6 separate regions of the Homo sapiens genome follow, and all the other regions are linked to region 1. A link is a contact called in ENCODE Hi-C or POLR2A ChIA-PET data. All regions are on one chromosome and are shown on one strand. The core of a region is the stretch at or near the end of the contact, and the rest is flanking DNA. Distances in the headings are between cores, read along the strand shown. Region 1 has its middle 14 kb from the start of LINC-PINT. Region 2 overlaps LINC-PINT (long intergenic non-protein coding RNA, p53 induced transcript). Region 3 overlaps LINC-PINT (long intergenic non-protein coding RNA, p53 induced transcript). Region 4 has its middle 24 kb from the start of MKLN1-AS. Region 5 overlaps LINC-PINT (long intergenic non-protein coding RNA, p53 induced transcript). Region 6 overlaps LINC-PINT (long intergenic non-protein coding RNA, p53 induced transcript).

What was found. A loop is a pair of places that touch in the nucleus more often than their neighbours do. ChIA-PET counts read pairs that join two places held with the same protein, here RNA polymerase II (POLR2A). Pooled maps may share reads with other maps.
Region 2: a map with no recorded cell type shows a loop between it and region 1 (6-fold over the local background). The contact joins two enhancer-like sites. A Hi-C loop is called at or near these places in 3 of 37 single-sample maps with no recorded cell type and 3 of 50 pooled maps. POLR2A ChIA-PET finds 5 or more read pairs at or near these places in 2 of 52 experiments (T-cell and activated naive CD4-positive, alpha-beta T cell).
Region 3: a pooled map shows a loop between it and region 1 (3-fold over the local background). The contact joins two enhancer-like sites. A Hi-C loop is called at or near these places in 1 of 37 single-sample maps with no recorded cell type and 2 of 50 pooled maps. POLR2A ChIA-PET finds 5 or more read pairs at or near these places in 2 of 52 experiments (H1 and activated CD4-positive, alpha-beta T cell).
Region 4: a map of OCI-LY7 shows a loop between it and region 1 (7-fold over the local background). The contact joins two enhancer-like sites. A Hi-C loop is called at or near these places in 14 of 168 maps with a recorded cell type or tissue (MCF 10A, OCI-LY7, PC-3 and 10 more), 8 of 37 single-sample maps with no recorded cell type and 15 of 50 pooled maps. POLR2A ChIA-PET finds 5 or more read pairs at or near these places in 6 of 52 experiments (A549, MCF 10A, OCI-LY7 and 3 more).
Region 5: a map with no recorded cell type shows a loop between it and region 1 (11-fold over the local background). The contact joins two enhancer-like sites. A Hi-C loop is called at or near these places in 16 of 37 single-sample maps with no recorded cell type and 7 of 50 pooled maps. POLR2A ChIA-PET finds 5 or more read pairs at or near these places in 5 of 52 experiments (WTC11, activated CD4-positive, alpha-beta T cell, activated T-cell and 1 more).
Region 6: a pooled map shows a loop between it and region 1 (2.8-fold over the local background). The contact joins two enhancer-like sites. A Hi-C loop is called at or near these places in 2 of 50 pooled maps. POLR2A ChIA-PET finds 5 or more read pairs at or near these places in 4 of 52 experiments (activated CD4-positive, alpha-beta T cell, activated T-cell and activated naive CD8-positive, alpha-beta T cell).

What each region holds. Positions count from the first base shown.
Region 1 is chr7:131,122,808-131,125,414 of GRCh38, forward strand. It overlaps a transcript of MKLN1 not described here. Among named protein-coding and RNA genes, the nearest start is that of LINC-PINT, 14 kb to the left of the region's middle. RefSeq lists an enhancer at 1,370-1,529 and a silencer at 1,670-1,749. Within about 2 kb of position 1,329, at least 3 of the 41 ENCODE cell types and tissues checked have a DNase peak (open chromatin) inside an H3K27ac peak, as active enhancers do.
Region 2 is chr7:130,895,846-130,898,452 of GRCh38, forward strand. The region is part of intron 6 of LINC-PINT (long intergenic non-protein coding RNA, p53 induced transcript); the gene reads right to left. Among named protein-coding and RNA genes, the nearest start is that of LINC00513, 16 kb to the right of the region's middle. Within about 2 kb of position 1,291, at least 28 of the 41 ENCODE cell types and tissues checked have a DNase peak (open chromatin) inside an H3K27ac peak, as active enhancers do.
Region 3 is chr7:130,929,034-130,931,640 of GRCh38, forward strand. All of the region lies in intron 6 of LINC-PINT (long intergenic non-protein coding RNA, p53 induced transcript), which reads right to left. Among named protein-coding and RNA genes, the nearest start is that of LINC00513, 17 kb to the left of the region's middle. Within about 2 kb of position 1,323, at least 15 of the 41 ENCODE cell types and tissues checked have a DNase peak (open chromatin) inside an H3K27ac peak, as active enhancers do.
Region 4 is chr7:131,302,021-131,304,627 of GRCh38, forward strand. It overlaps a transcript of MKLN1 not described here. Among named protein-coding and RNA genes, the nearest start is that of MKLN1-AS, 24 kb to the right of the region's middle. Within about 2 kb of position 1,316, at least 8 of the 41 ENCODE cell types and tissues checked have a DNase peak (open chromatin) inside an H3K27ac peak, as active enhancers do.
Region 5 is chr7:130,958,719-130,961,325 of GRCh38, forward strand. All of the region lies in intron 5 of LINC-PINT (long intergenic non-protein coding RNA, p53 induced transcript), which reads right to left. Among named protein-coding and RNA genes, the nearest start is that of LINC00513, 47 kb to the left of the region's middle. RefSeq lists enhancers at 1,279-2,478, 1,805-1,894, 2,448-2,537. Within about 2 kb of position 1,318, at least 16 of the 41 ENCODE cell types and tissues checked have a DNase peak (open chromatin) inside an H3K27ac peak, as active enhancers do.
Region 6 is chr7:130,981,029-130,983,635 of GRCh38, forward strand. The region is part of intron 4 of LINC-PINT (long intergenic non-protein coding RNA, p53 induced transcript); the gene reads right to left. Among named protein-coding and RNA genes, the nearest start is that of LINC00513, 69 kb to the left of the region's middle. Within about 2 kb of position 1,308, at least 6 of the 41 ENCODE cell types and tissues checked have a DNase peak (open chromatin) inside an H3K27ac peak, as active enhancers do.

The sequences.
Region 1 (2,607 bases), core at 79-2,578:
TCGGGAGATGGAGACCATCCTGGCTAACACGGTGAAACCCCATCTCTACTAAAAATACAAAAAAAATTAGCCGGGTGTGGTGGCCCGCGCCTGTAGTCCCAGCTACTCGGGAGGCTGAGGCAGGAGAACGGCGTGAACCCGGGAGGCGGAGCTTGCAGTGAGCCGAGATAGCGCCACTGCAGTCCGGCCTGGGCGAAACAGCGAGACTCCGTCTCAAAAAAAAAAAAAAAAAAAAAAAAAAAGTGTTGCTGCTATCAGGGCCGCTGTACAGAATATCAAAGAAGGACATGTTTGACTCTGTTCTAAGAACGTGGAGCTCTTCTACATAATAAAAGAGAGTGTCCTTGAACTGGAAATTTTAGGAAATACAGTAATAGATGTAGTTGAAACAATATTTAAAATGTTATGCCATCCTGTATCATTTAGTTATACCAAAGATCAGCAAACTTTTTCCATTTCTATAAAGGGCCAGAAAGGAAATAATCTAGGCCTTCCTGGCCCTACAGTCTGTCTCAGCTACTCAATTCTGCCATTGTAGTGCAAAGCAGCCACAGACAAAATTTAAATGAATGAACCTGGCCATATTCCAATAAAATGAATTTGAATTTCAAATAATTTTTATGTGTCATAAAATATCATTCTTCTTTTCACATTTTCCAATCATTTAAAAATGTGATGGCCTGGGAAATAGCAAGACCTTGTCTCTACAAAGTACAAATAAAAATAGCTGGGTGTGGTGGCCTGTGACGAGGCAGGTGGATCACAAGGTCAGAAGTTCAAGACCAACCTGGCCAACATGGTGAAACCCTGTCTCTAGTAAAAATACAAAAATTAGCCAGGCATGGTGGCAGGCACCTGTAATCCCAGCTACTTGGGAGGCTGAGGCAGGAGAATTGCTTGAACCCAGAAGGCAGAGGTTGCAGTGAGCCGAGATTGTGCCACTGCACTCCAGCCTGGGCAACAGAGCAAGACTCTGTCTCAAAAAAAAAAAAAAATCTACTTCTTACATAGTACAGTACTGGGTATTATGGAGTTGAAGATAAAAGGATAGATAATTCATAAGTAGGTAGGTAGGTAGACTGACAGACAAAAGATCTAGTGACTGATAAGTTCTGTGAGAATTGTTCAGGTGTATCACAGTATCAATGTATAAATGCAGTCTTTTAAAGCAACAATAGGCAGTCAGACAAAACTAAGTTTAAATCTGAGCTCTTTTGCATCCCAGCTGCATGACCTTGGGGTGATTACATACACCATATAAGCTTCAGTTTCCTCTTTTTGAAATGAGGATAATAACACCTACCTCTCAAGGAGGTTGTGAGAATTAAATAAGATCATGTATGTAAATCAGCAGGTGTAGTACCTGGGAAATGGTAGACAATGAGTAAATGGTAGCTGTTGTTGTAGTATTACAGCAATATGAAGGTAGGTAACTTATTCAAAAGAAGCACACAACCAAAGGCAAAGCAGAGTAAGCTTGTAAGTCAAGAGGTCACAGACACATATAGAAACCCGCAAACCTGGGGGCTGAACACCTGGCCGAGAACATTTGGCTGAAAATAAAAGCAGAAGTGACATTGTCACAGGAGCATACAATAAGGCACCTGGCCAGTTGTCTTGCTTTTGTCTTCTCTAGCAACCAGCTGCTGGGTTGTCTAAGGAGCCCTACTTATGGGTCCAACCCCCAGCCTCCCCAGTACTTAAACGCTGGCTCAGACTGGAGAAAGTCACCATTAGTATCGGCCCCACCATTGTGCTTCCTTTCAGTTAGGTCAGCCATGGGGCCTCAGACATCTGTAGCTCCCTCCTATTGTGCCTCCCCACCCCTCTGCCCAATATGGGTTTCCACCTTGCCCTCAACACCTCAGTCTCTGGTCCTCCTGCCTTGTATCCCAGTCTCCCTTTGGATGTGGGTCCCTTGTCTTGAACCCCAGCCTACTTTACCATGATCCTGATGTCTTCTTTAGCTTAGTTCTGACCAGTCATCTTTGCAGAGGGCTGTATTCTGCTGCCTACACCCCTGCTGTGCTCTCCTCAAACCATGGGACATATGCGCCTTCCCCTTTATAGATAACCCATTGCTAGGGTAAGGCTAAACTGCCTGGTATTAACAGCTTCCTGAACTTTATGTGATTAAGAGACACAAGGTTTTGCAGAGGCCAGCTGCCCAGATCCAAGCTGGTTTCTGTATTCATAGCCCGTGCTCTAGGGAGCATCCCCCAACCCTGGTCTTGGCTCATACCCTCTCTCCACTGGCTGTATGCAGTCAACTACTCCTAGCATGCCTTGTGATCCTGTTATGGCAACATCAGTAATGCTTTCCCAATACAAATGACAAAATTATTGGCACAGGGACACGATATAGGGGTAATGGAGAACTTCAGCTTATCTGATATCTACTGACAGTCTCATTCTGCTGAAAAGTGATCGTCAAATAAAGTTGGCATGACTTAAATTTAAACTAATTGCTTACTGAAGAAGTACTATTCTGTGCTTAATTCTAACCAGCTAAGAAAAATATGTTGGCAAAGTAGAAGTGACAAACAACTTAAAATAAGTGACCAGGGCAGCTTTGAATTTGTAATAGCCAAAGAAGGCAATTCTGCA
Region 2 (2,607 bases), core at 41-2,540, 230 kb before region 1:
GGCGGCCACAGAACAATACCTTCTTTAATGGCTCCCACAGTGACCAGCACGTGCCTTAAACTCAGAGCAGGTCAATCAATCAAACTCCTTTTAACTGAAAGTTTAGGATGTGCTTTTGCCACACTCTCAAGTAAGTAAGTAAATTCATCAGCAAATACCAAGTCCTAAAATAATGAATGGTACTTAGGAAACACATAAAGAGTGGTAGAAAACTAGATGGGCTGGGGTCATCCTGTGGAGGCCCTGGACGGCCCGGCTAAAGCATTTGGAACTCCTCTGTAGAAGTGTTTTGATAAAGAAATGATGTGATTGAAGCTATGCTTAATAGAAGATGAATTTGGCAGTAGGATGGGCTGGAGGGAGACAGTCGCTGTGGTGGTAGAAAGAAGAGGTGAAGAAGTGTTGCCAAGCCAGGTGAGAGCGTTTGCTACCATCTGCACTAGCACGCAGCGCCGTTCCTCTAGGGCCCCTGGAGCTTAAGGTAGTTCTTTTCTCACATCTGTCGCACTTAGGAAGATCACATGGTGATGCTGGCTTTTATTCTCCCTCCCTTTCTTCCTTCTAATAATTAGCAAGCAACAGTTATCTGCCAGACACTGTGCTATTACACAAGGGGGAGAGAGATGAAAGGCAGTCTCTACTCTGATGCCTTGTGGGAGAGGAAGAAAAGTATCTGGTTAAAACGCAGCATATTGAATTCTCTGATATGCCCTCCCTCCCTCTCTCTCCCCCTGCTGGCCAGTCTGTCTTCCATTTCTTTCTTTTTCTTCCAAAAAAAGGATCTGAGGCATAATGAAGGAAGTCAGCTAGGAATGGGGAAGAAGGAAGCTAATCTAATGCGAGGAATCCCTGGAGGAGGTGGCACCTGAGATGACTTTCAGGTGAGCAGGTATCAGCCAGAGGAAACCAGGAGGAAGGGAGAAGAGACGTGCGCAGACACAGGCTGGGGCAGAGGAGTGGGCTTAGCGGCCTCCTGAGACATGAGCTGGAACCTGGAAAATGAGGAGCCATGAAAGAGCTTTAATGAGAGAAAGACAATGACATCTACGCTTTAGAAGGATCGGTCTGGAGACAGCAGAAGGGCTTATCGGAAGGTAGTGACTCTGTAGTCAAAGAGATAGCAAAGTACAGATTTGAGAGATGCCACAACAGACGCATTAAGCCCTGGAGCTGGAATGATATGCACACTGAGAGAGTGAGGGAGTGAGGTCCTTGCTGAAGACCTTTAAAATGAGTTTATTTCACCCAGAAGCTCCAGCAAGGGACACACTCACTGCCTTGTGCTGGCCACGAGGTGGCAGCCTCGCACAGCCATTTTAGCAGAAAATGCGTCCCATCCTCACCGGCGCTCACCACCACGTGGGCAGAGCCACTAAAAAAATTCCACCACGGGGACAGGAGCTCTCTGAGCTTGCCCCATAAACACGCTTTTCTCCCACAGAAAGCCTCCACAGAAGCAATGAAAAAGTCAGTTGATTTGGGGAGAGAAGCGTAAAAGCTCGTGCTCTTCAGAGAGCTCTGGGCTGTTTCAGGGTGGCGGCCGAGCCCTCTGACAACTGCGAAGAGACGGAGACAATACAGGCTGGGGATGAAGCGGTTCGATGAAGGGCATTACCCCCAACGAGAACCAACTGGAGAACCAACTCGTGGAGAGCTCGGGCCCCATGACTCAGTCTGACCCGACGCTGGCGAATGCTGCTGAGGACCCTGAAAACCTGCAGGGACCCTGTCCCAGGCCAGCGACAGCCACCCCTCAGGGCCCCTGGTCTCTGTCAGGCAATGCGGGTCATCTGAGGGAGGCTGGGCCACAGATTCCACGTGTAGCTGGGAGGGGTTGCTGCGTCTGGCGAGGCAAGGGCTGCTGTCTAAACTTCCAAGGGAATGGTGTGGGCACCCCAGGAGGAAGGGATGCCCTGACCCCGCTGCATAGTCGAGGGCATGGAGAACCCATCCGACTGTGGCCTTGTGGCCCATCCCCATTCTCTGACGGGCTCATTGTGATTTTCAGCCACTTGCTATTTGCCACTCAGAGGCAAAGCGGCTGCAAGAGGTAGGAGAAAGCAAGAGACTCCCTCACCTGGAATAGAGCATCCACCGCGATCCCAGAAAAGACAAATCCCGTTGCAGGCACTTCAATCCACACAGCAGTCCTGGGATGAGGGTCCTGTTACCATCCCCATTTCACAGATGAGGAAACTGAGGCACAAAGCATGAAGTAACTTGAACGTGCCCAGAGTCACACTGCTAGCAAGGAGCAGAGCTGGAGTTTAGGCCCAGGTGGCCTGACCTCAGAGCTTGTGCACTACCCGCTGCCTGGTACAGTCCACAGAGAGGGGGCCAGTGCCCGGCCCAGAACCACATGCCCTGGGGCTGGAGACAGGTCAGGGCAGCCGAAAGGTGGAGCGCCCTCTCCAGCACTTCTTCCTCACCCCCTGCGGCTTTCTCCTGTGCTCCGACTGCCACCACTTGCTTGGGCAGCCAAGCATGACAAACTGGCCAGCCACCAAGCAGGACTTTTCAGAGGAGGAGTAAAAACCCTTGTATGAACGTACACTCTTCTTGTCACACACAAACGCCCTTCCTTCCACCTTCAAAGGTGATTCTGAG
Region 3 (2,607 bases), core at 73-2,572, 190 kb before region 1:
CATAACTTTTTTCAGTTTACAAAGCAAATTTACATATAGCATTTCTTTTGGATCTCACAAAACTCCATGAGAGCTGGCAAAATACTTCCCCCCATTTTCTTTGAAGCTCATACTCTCCTTGTTTACTCCCTTACAAGTCACACTTGAACAAAGTGACCAGGCAGATTTGGGAAAAAGCAAACAAACAAAAAACACCAGATAGACCTTTAAGAAATTAAAAAACAAAAAACAAAAAACAAAAAACTGTTAACACAGAAATCTCAGTTGATGGGCTAAATGGCCCATCATTCTAAGAATAGTTGGGAAGACAATGCTTTAGATGCCATCTACACGCTGTTAGTTCCATCTCAGTCATCTCTCCTGAATAACAGCATCCACCTGCCTGCTCATTTCCAATGGATTTCTAATAGAGATCTCAGACTCAACATGTCTATAAAAAGAGCTCCTTGTTTCCCACCCCCCCTCAATAAATAAGATAGTGGATAAATTATGATATATTCACACACTAGAATATTCTGGCAATATGAAGGAACTGTAGCTATTCCTGAAAACATGGATGAATTTTGCAAATATATGGAGGAAAATCTCAAGTTCCAAAAAGACCATGCAAAGTCCGATACTATTTTTATATGTCTCAAAATACCTTTAGCAACACACATTTACTCATTACACTGTGATAAAAATATATGTTTGTTTAAAAATCAGGATAATTATAAATACAAATTTCGGAATAGTGGGAAAGCAGGAAAATGCTAGGAATAAGATACTTAGCGAGATCTCCAAGTATTTGTAATGAGCCAATTCTTAAGTTGGATGGTGGTTCACTGGAGCACCTTTAAAATTGTGCTTTAGAGTTTACTTGTATGTTACATACCATCTTTTGTATATATCAAATAATTATAAATTAAAAAGACAGAAATGCCATCCACAAAAATGAACTGTGCTGAAGTAATTCATATTTCAAAACAATAAGCTAAGCAATGAAGGAAAGTAACTCTTGCTAAAAATATGAGGAAGTTAATTTATGCTAATAAAGTTGGTTATGGAATATAATTACTTGAGCAAGGATGACTAAAATATGTCTATACTATGTGTATCAAATGCCAAGGGGGAAATGACCAGGGTATTTACAGATCAGAACAAATGTATTTATGAAGAATCTTTTTTTTTTTTTTTCTATTTTGCAGACTTTCTTTTTTAAAAGCAAAATAAATTGACATGACTTGTTCAGGGTTAACTGTTTGGCAGGTGGATGATCTGTGGCCATCCATGATGAGATCACCTCCCTGCCCCGCTGGCCCCCAGCCTCTAGAAGTCAGGGCTTCTGAGGCCCAGAAGCTCAGCGCCACACCTGTTGAAGGCCAGTGATGTCAGAGTTACTCTTCCTTCCTCCAGCAGCACTGACAGCAGTTTATTGTACGCAATTTCTAGAACTCAGATGTTCTAGAAGGAAGCAAACATATTCTGAGATCACAGACTATGACTATGCTCTCAGAATATGTTCTAGAACACCTAAGTTGCAATTCTTAAAATCAACACAGCGTAAGACTGCTTTAGGAGGAAGTGATCAAGCTCAAAGCAACCTAGGCATGATGTGCCTTGTTTGTTTATCTGTTTGAACAGGAATAAAACGAAAAGAGGCCTGTGTATTTCTCGTATTTTTATATAAGAGCTGGAGCTATTTGAACGGCTAAGGAGAAGAAGATAGTTTGATTTAGATTTGGCATGGGTTTAGGGGAAGAAACGTCTCTGTAGCTGGTCCTAAATATTATGGTAACTTGGACTGAATCAGTCTCCAAGGGAGAAGCTGCCACATGTTATAACAGAAGCCACTGGGCTTGGCAAGAAACAAATGAAAAAAAGTACAACGAAAGCAACCCCACTTCTCCATCGTGGCGGGGATGAGCTAGGCAGGACGACTGCATGTCTTCCTTTCCTATGCCTGACCAAATCCAGCACTGCCCTTTCAAATCAGTCTTCATCACATTCCAAAGAATACAAAATACGCAAGTTAATTTTAATTTCCAATGAATTCTTCAGGAGAAATTTTTCTTCCTCCTTCCTAAAAAAAAGAATAAAAAATGCAGAATAGAGATTCAAAATGAGGGGTGGCAGCAAAAATTCTGACTCGCAGAAGGTTGAGAGGGTGCCTTTTTCAAATGTATTTATTTTACAGTTCCAAGAAGGTAAGACTACCTTCTGTTTTGATTCATGCTTCACCATTCCCCACTTAAATTTTTAAAAATTACATCCTTGCCTATGTCTGTCTTGCTATTTGACTGGTCACTCCCAAACATAAACTGCCCTAGTTTGAAGCTTCCCAAAGCCAAGCAAAGGTGACAGACTAGTACAAAGAAGGCCGCTAGTGAGTTTTTACTGAGTGAATCTACATTGTTCCATGGCCTTGGTCTGGATATAGATTCTAAAGCTTCTTACACTGACACAAATGGAGTTTCTAGCTCTCCAGGTAATTTTCGGTGAAAGAAAATTATAGAAGAAGGCATAAACCTTGGCTCACAAAATAAATACGCACTCAGACCCATGTACTTCATGAAACATACAAGCCCAGAGCTAGACCATGCCATCTGTTTTATGAGGAAAAAAAAT
Region 4 (2,607 bases), core at 66-2,565, 180 kb after region 1:
CACAGGGGCCAATACCTGTAGGAGGATGGGATTCTTTCTAGATGATTGTGCTACAGGGATAGCGTTCATTAGGAAGTGTGGTATTTGGCCTGTGGCCTTATGGAGATAATACTATTTCTATCGCCTCTATTATATTTTACATTCCAACCCTTTCTGAATGCTCCATGTATATTAATTCATTTAGCATCTGACTACTCCATTGTGAGCTCCTCAATAACCAGGTGTACGCCCAGCCCCTGACTCATGGGAGGTGACCTATAGATGTTCACTAAATAAATGGATGAAAGTTTAACCAATCCAAGTGGAAGCAGGGGGAAAATGAAAGGAACTACTTCCGTCTCCTTCACAAAGACCAGGCTGACGATCTGACTTGTGGTGATGGGAGAAAAGTGTGGAAGATCTTGACTTAACATTTCTACCTGGAGCGCTGGGGTACTCTTTTTCTGAGCCAATTTCACTCTTCCCAAAAGGCTGTTTGGTTCCAAATACACTAGGCATCAGTGTTAATTGCTTTTCTGAAATATCATTTTGTCAGCTTCGTTTAGATGTGGTAATTTGCAAAGCAACCCCCAGCAGTTGACAGTTCATCCATAGCTGAGTGGTGTTCAGACATTTCCTGGGATTCCTGCCCGCCTTCTATGCAGCTGGCAGTGTTTGCCAAACCAGGATATGTGCTCAACCGGGATTAACTTGGAACCAGTAGTGCTTTGTTGTGTCTGAGATTTTTTAAAATTCTGAAAGGGTGAAGGCCAACCATTAGTCCAGAAAATAAAAGTGCAGTAACTTATAATTTAAGAATTAGCAGGTGCTTCAAGATGACCTAGTCCACACTGGGTGGATGAGGAAATTATGGTTTGACAGGTTCAATGAGAAGGTCAGCTGGCTGGTCGCTGAGAGGCCAGGTCTACAATCTGTATCGTTTGTGTGGTACCAAACTGTGCGCTGGGGTCTCTAGATTTATGCTTGTGTGGATGTGTTTCAGCTACTGTTTCTTTCTGAAGCTCTTTTTCCCTGGCCAGAGACTTCCTGAACCTCCTTCATACATGTTTCAAGGTCACAGCCCAGACCAAAGTGTTTACAAAAAAAACTAAGCACTTATAAAGAGGAATTATTGCCAGCTCCTGAACTCCCAATGCCCCAGCTCCAACTAAGCTCTGCAAACCAAGGAAGGGATGAAGTGGTCTTTGGAACCAGGAGTTTCTTGGTTTGGATGCCAATAGGAAAACGGATGAATTCTGTCTGATTTCTGCAGCAGGCGGAGGCTGCAGCTGCTGTTGCTGCCACCTCCTGGGAGAAGACAGACCTTAGCTTCATACCTGAAGCCAGCCTCAGTGTTCACCTGTGTCTTGGGCAAAGGGCCCATTGGGGCAGGACTGAAATTACTTTCTCCTGGAAAATAAAAGGGATATCCCCTTACTCAACAAACAGAACCCTGGTATTCTTTGCTTTTTGTTTGTTCGTTTTGGCAAGGTTATGCTTGAAGAAATAATCTCAAACAATGACAAAGTTGTAATGAGTTAATACCGGAACCATGAGAGAGCAGAAATAAGATTGAGGCAGAACCATTTGTTTTAGGAAAGTATCAGAGATTCCATCTCTTGGACTTCTGAATCCTGGGGTGATGTTAGGAATGCACGCACTTGAGAATTGTATGATATAAAGGATGCATGAATTTGGTGAGTCTCAACCTCTAAGAGTCTCAGTTTACTTGTGGGGCTGTTATGAAAATTAATTGAGATAATGCATGTAACTTCCTCATATGAGAAGTGTTCAATGTGAATTATTTTGAGGCAAGTTCACTCTTATATCCCCATTGTGATTTTCTATATTTACGGACCAAAAAAACTGGCCAACAGCCCCATGCCTTTAATTCTTTCTAGTCTTCTGATTTATAGATGATCCCTAAGCAAACTCCTTTTATTTATTTAAACATAATAATACACTAGTGAGAAGAAATTCAGGAGGAACTAGGAGATTCAATTTAAAAAATATTTCTTGAGTGCCTACTATGTGCTGTATGTGTACAATATAGGTATAGGCCTCAAAAATGTCCCCTGAAGTACATTAGGAAGACCAGGCACAGTGACTCATGCCAGTAATCCTAGCACTTTGGAAGGCTGAGGCGGGAGGATCTCTTGAGGCCAGGAGTTTGAGACCAGCCTGGGCAACATAGGAAGACCCTGACTCTACAAAAAAATAAATTAGCTGGAGGAAGTGGCCCATGCCTGTAGTCCTAGCTACTCAGGAGGCTGAAGAGATAGGATCACCTGAGCCTAGGAATTCAAGGTTGCAGTGAGTTATGATCATGCCACTGCTGTACTCCAGTCTTGGCAACAGAGTGAGACTCTGTCTCTAAAAACAAAATAAAACAAAAAATTACATTTGGAAAGTGGTTGAGAATTGGGGACTTGGGTTCTAGATTGAGATGTGTAAACAGCCTGGTTGTATAAATGACCTTAGGCATGGCAGCTAACATATTTGGATATTAGTTTCTTCATCTGTTGCATAATAATATCATAAAAGGAAATGCTTTTATTTACAGCAGAGCTTGCCTATGGGATAGCGCATTGAATTCTGTGTTGTGCTTCAACTGCCCTTTAACAGTTA
Region 5 (2,607 bases), core at 68-2,567, 160 kb before region 1:
TCCCGAGCAGCTGGGATTACAGGTACCTGCCACCATGCCCAGCTAATTTTTGTATTTTTAGTAGAAACGGGGTTTCACCATGTTGGCCAGGCTGGTCTTGAACTCCTGACCTCAGTGATCCACCTGCCTCGGCCTCCCAAAGTTCTCGGATTACAGGCATGAGCCACTGCACCTGGCCCGGTCATGTTTTTAGAGTGACATATGAAGACTCCTAGAAAATATTAATACAGAAGAACTAGCTTACTATGAAGATTTCAAAATACTAATACAAATTAATGAGGTACACGTGAAATCTTCCCTGGGGAACTTCATGAAGAAGATAAGCATCCCTCCTATCTGGGTAATTTGCATACCCTCCTTCCTTAAACGCTGAGGCACGGATTGGTTCATTGGTTCAAAACCCTATCCATTATTCTCATAGCTCTCTTTATATGACAAAAAAATTCTGTCATGTCCCATTTACTACTCTAAAATCAAATTTGTTGATAATATTAACTACTGTACATGCAGCTTTAAAACATGAATATCCTAAATGTACATAAAAGATAATCTAAAAGAAGCAATTTATAATAAAAAATACTTCACATTTCATTATATAAATAATTTTCAGGTACAATTAACTATGTAATCAAATAGATGCTTGTAACTTACTTATAAAGAAGAAGCTTGTATTTAAGAGAAGTCAGATTAGAAGCTTTCCATATTAAAAGTGCAGGAAAATGAAAGAAGTAGTATAGGTGGACCAGAGAATGAAAATGAATCTATTCTGTGTATATTAAAAGTATGCAAAAATTATTTTGCATTTTTATGAAAAAATAAAGTCTAGGTTCAGAAAATTATAAACTGATCTTTCCCTACACGAATGTCCAACAGGATAACTGAAAGTCATGTGTACTACAGGGCAATTCTTTATCTCTTTTCTACTGTGGGACATTAAGTTCTCTCGCTCTCACTCATGAAATATCCTTCATTAGGCTGGGCGAGGTGGCTCATGCCTGTAATCCCAGCACTTTGGGAGGCCGAGGCCGGCGGATCACCTGAGGTCAGGAGTTTGAGACCAGCCTGACCAACATGGGGAAGCCCCGTCTCTACCAAAAATACAAAAATTAGCTGGGTGTGGTGGCTTGGGCCTGTAATCCCAGCTACTCACGTGGCTGCAGCAGGAGAGTTGCTTGAACCCAGGATACGGAGGTTGCAGTCAGTTGAGATCACACCACTGCATTCCAGTCTGGGCAACAGAGTGAGACTCCATCTCAAAAAAAAACCAGAAAAATCCTTCATTGTACCACCAGAATACCCTCATAAATTTCCACTCTGTCACCTAGGGGGCGGTACTGCTTCCATGAGAACTCCTGACCAGATCATCTATGGGAGTTTCCTTTTAGTCTTCATCGTCCGTCGCACTGAGAATCAAATCCTGATGGACAAATCAGCAACATAGCTAGGAAGCACAGTAACTTAATATAAAAAAAGACTATGAAGAAATTAATTTAGTTTAGGCTTATGCCATTAACTGTAGCCATATTCAACATAATTTCCTCTTTTTGAGTTCAGGATGATTGGTTACTCCACATAGAACATGGAGTGGAAAGCTGTATCTTTGTGACTTTTATTTAGATAGCACAAAATGAGCCTGATTTTTAAAATGTGAACATTCAAACCTGGCTAACTAATGATAAAAAAGGGAGTTTTTCATAGAACTCTACAACTCTCATTTCCTCAAAACAAGAATTAATGCATTCTTTCACATGCGGTCATTACAGGAAGGGGGGGTAGCCATTTACTGTAAATGCCTTTCTGATGCAATTCTACTACCTCTTTCAAAGACAGAATTCATCCAAGAAGCCTTAGTCACTTCTTCAAGAAAAATGCCACCGCGCTGAATGTACACAGACTAAACCACATGCCTAAGGAAAAAAGATGAGCTGATTCCACCATTAGAACACAGTTCGGGAGAAAAGTGGCAGAGAGAGAGAGCTCATAGCTTGTCAGAGCAGATCAAGTAGTATGTCTGAAAATCCGCCCTTTAATGTAACAGTCACTGTTTCATAAATCAAATGCAAACATAGATTTCCCCTCTGCCTAACTTTTAAAGTATACTTCCTAAAAATATAAGACCCCACTTCTAAGCCAGTAGCAACTGTGGTGATTTAATTTTTAAAGTTTCATGCACGGAAAGAAAAATGGAATCTTATCTTTTAAAATTTGAAAATGAAACTATGTTTTGAAGAGGGTAGATTTCACAGGAAAAGGGTAAGACAGTGGATAATACGATAAAGCAGTTTGGATGGAAAAACTTCAGACAAATAGTTCTGAACTCTTCTCAAAGAGAGGATCAATTTTTCTAAAACCTCAAAACCACCCAAAGGGAAAAAAAGGAATAATTTCTCCAGTTTATCCTTACCCGGATGAGCATGAATTCTTCTAACAGCCAGATGCACACACTTGTTTTTATGGAGGAGTTACTGCTGAGCCAAAGCCCAGGAGTCACTCAAGACTGGAGGCTGCGTGCTGCTGGAGCCCGAAATCCCCTTGATGAATGAAACTGCACATCGTAATATACACATTCAGAGCGGGCTATTGGCTAAATGAAGGCAATGCGTGTGG
Region 6 (2,607 bases), core at 58-2,557, 140 kb before region 1:
CTACTCCAATGAGATCTTTTCAAAGCAGGAAATTGGGATACAATATCTTGTTTATTGCCTGTTAGCTTTAGAAACAGCCCTCAAAGATAGGTCAATGTTGGTTTAGTTTTGTTTAAAAGAACAATTTTGCAATTATAATCTTTAAAATTTGTCATATTTATGGAGAAATCTTAGATGTATGTACATAATTGCAATTCCTTTATAAACTTGCATCTGAAATCAGTGAGAATTTTGCTAAGACAAGGATGGTACAGAATCACTGTGATAATCTAACTAGAGTTTCAAAGTAAAGAAGCAATAGATTTCAGATTTTGTCTTTTTCCAGCACTAGCTTTATAGCTAGCACCAACCATACCTCTCACATAAGAAACCAAGCTGCAAACCTACACCAGTTAAAAATTAAGTTCTGCTACCATTTGATACAGCCATCCCACTACTGGGTATATATCACCCCAAAATCAAATCATTATATAAAAAGATACCTGCACTCGTATGTTTATCACAGCACTATTCACTAGAGCAAAGTTATGGAATCCACCTAAGTGTCCATCAACTGATGACTGGATGAAGAAAATGTGGTGATATATACAATGGACTACTACTCAGACATAAAAAATGAAATAATGTCTTCTACTGCAACATAGATGGAACTAGAGGTCATTATTTTAAGTGAAAAAATTCAGAAGTGAGTAGTCAAATACTACATGTTCTCAATGATAAGTGGAGCTAAATATGTGTGCACGTGGACATAACAGTGTGGAATAACAATCACTGGAGACTTGGAAGGGTGAGACAGTGGGAGGCGGGTAAGGCATGAGAAATTATTTAATGGGTACAATGTACACTATTCAGGTGATGGTTACACTAAAAGCTCAGGCTTCACTACTACACAATATATCCATGTAACAAAACTGCACTTGTACCTTTCAAATTTATACAAATAAAAAAATTCAGTTCTCATTTATCTTGGAAGAGTGAATTATCATTTCCAAAAGTTTTAAATGGATCTGAACCTTTATTTAACTGTCATTTTTCAGTCTCATTAAAAAATACATGAAGGTGAGGACTCAGGTTTTACCATGAAATCCTTTTCCCCTACTAGATTGCAGCTCCTTAAACTGGGTTATAATGTATGACTACATTTCAATTAATTAGATGTTGAGCTAAATGCTAAAAATGCTTGAAGAGATTAGGTAGATGACTTCAACACATTCCAATATACAAGCTCACTTGCACACTATGAAAGTTTAAGGTACTAAAAAATGACAAGGTGATTCAGCACAGAAAAACAATGCAACACTACACTTGGGCCAGCAGATGTCTCTCTACAACCCATGGCACCAACCAAGAGATAACCAGGTATCTAACAGCACAGAAGGATTGATCTTATTCGAAACGGTAAACAAAAGCATTCTTAGGTATTGATCAGGAGGAGAAGAATGTTCAAGTTCAGACAGAAAGTTGAGAAGGGAACAGTAGGTGAGAAAATAGAAACAGAAGCTTATTACAAAAGGAAGGAGAGAGCTCGGCCCATAAAGAATAAAGTTAAGGCAGGTTTGAGGCATTTTTAGGGGTAAAAAAATGCTGTAGAAGTTACTGAAGAATACAGGGAGAAGGGCAAGAAACCATGCGTCCCTACCATAGCACTGAAATACTGCAAGCTTGTCAAAGGACAACCGACTGACTAGCAGGTTAAGAAATCCACTTTGCTGGTTATGATGAACAATAAAAAGAGAGAAAAAGGGAAAAGAAAAAGTGATAGAATTAAAAAACTCTATCCCAGCTTGCATAAAGTAAGCTTCAGGAAACCACATACCCACATGTACAAATATGTGTGCTGGGCCCTAAGGTAACAGGTATTTCCTCCTGGGGGTTCTAATAAAAAGGTCTGAAAGCCATGGAGATATTCAGTGCACCCCCAGTGCCCCACCTCTCCCTCAAGCTAATAATGCCAGCTGCAAGACCTCCAAAACAGAAACATAACTGTCAAAGGTAATATCCCAAAATCCCCGAAGGAAGACATGGTAAAACATACATCATCATATTTAAAATAAACTATGTAAATTATGAAGCAGAAGTCAGGGCCGAGGAAGATGCAACATAAACTCCATGAGAGAAAAGTCTAACTACCAGATGCAACTCTCAGCCCCATCTCTGGCATCTTTTCCCACCCTGAATAAAGGGATGCTGAGGGGCTGAAGGGGAGCTGGCAGGAGAGACAGCAAGGCTGGGGACGAGGCGGATAGCAGGACATACAGCATCTATCTGGGCAGGAATTGGTGAAGATCCAGAGAGATGGGAGTGGAGTGAGGAGAAAGATAACCCATTCAATGTCAAATCCCATCACCAAGCAGAGGACTGGACACGTAATATGCCCCTTACTAACGTTTGCTGAAGGTGTCAGTAGGTCTCAGCAATGCCAACAATTTTATTACAATTACAGGAAGTTAGTGCCTAAGCAGGCATGATAGTTTGGAGCTTCTTATTCCAAGGTTATCACCTGCCATCATCAGAAAATGGGAGTGCTGCTGCTTTTAACTCTATCCTCACCATCTTTAGTAACTGTCAGCCATTTCAGTAGCCACCTGGAAGCTATGCTATGCTCCC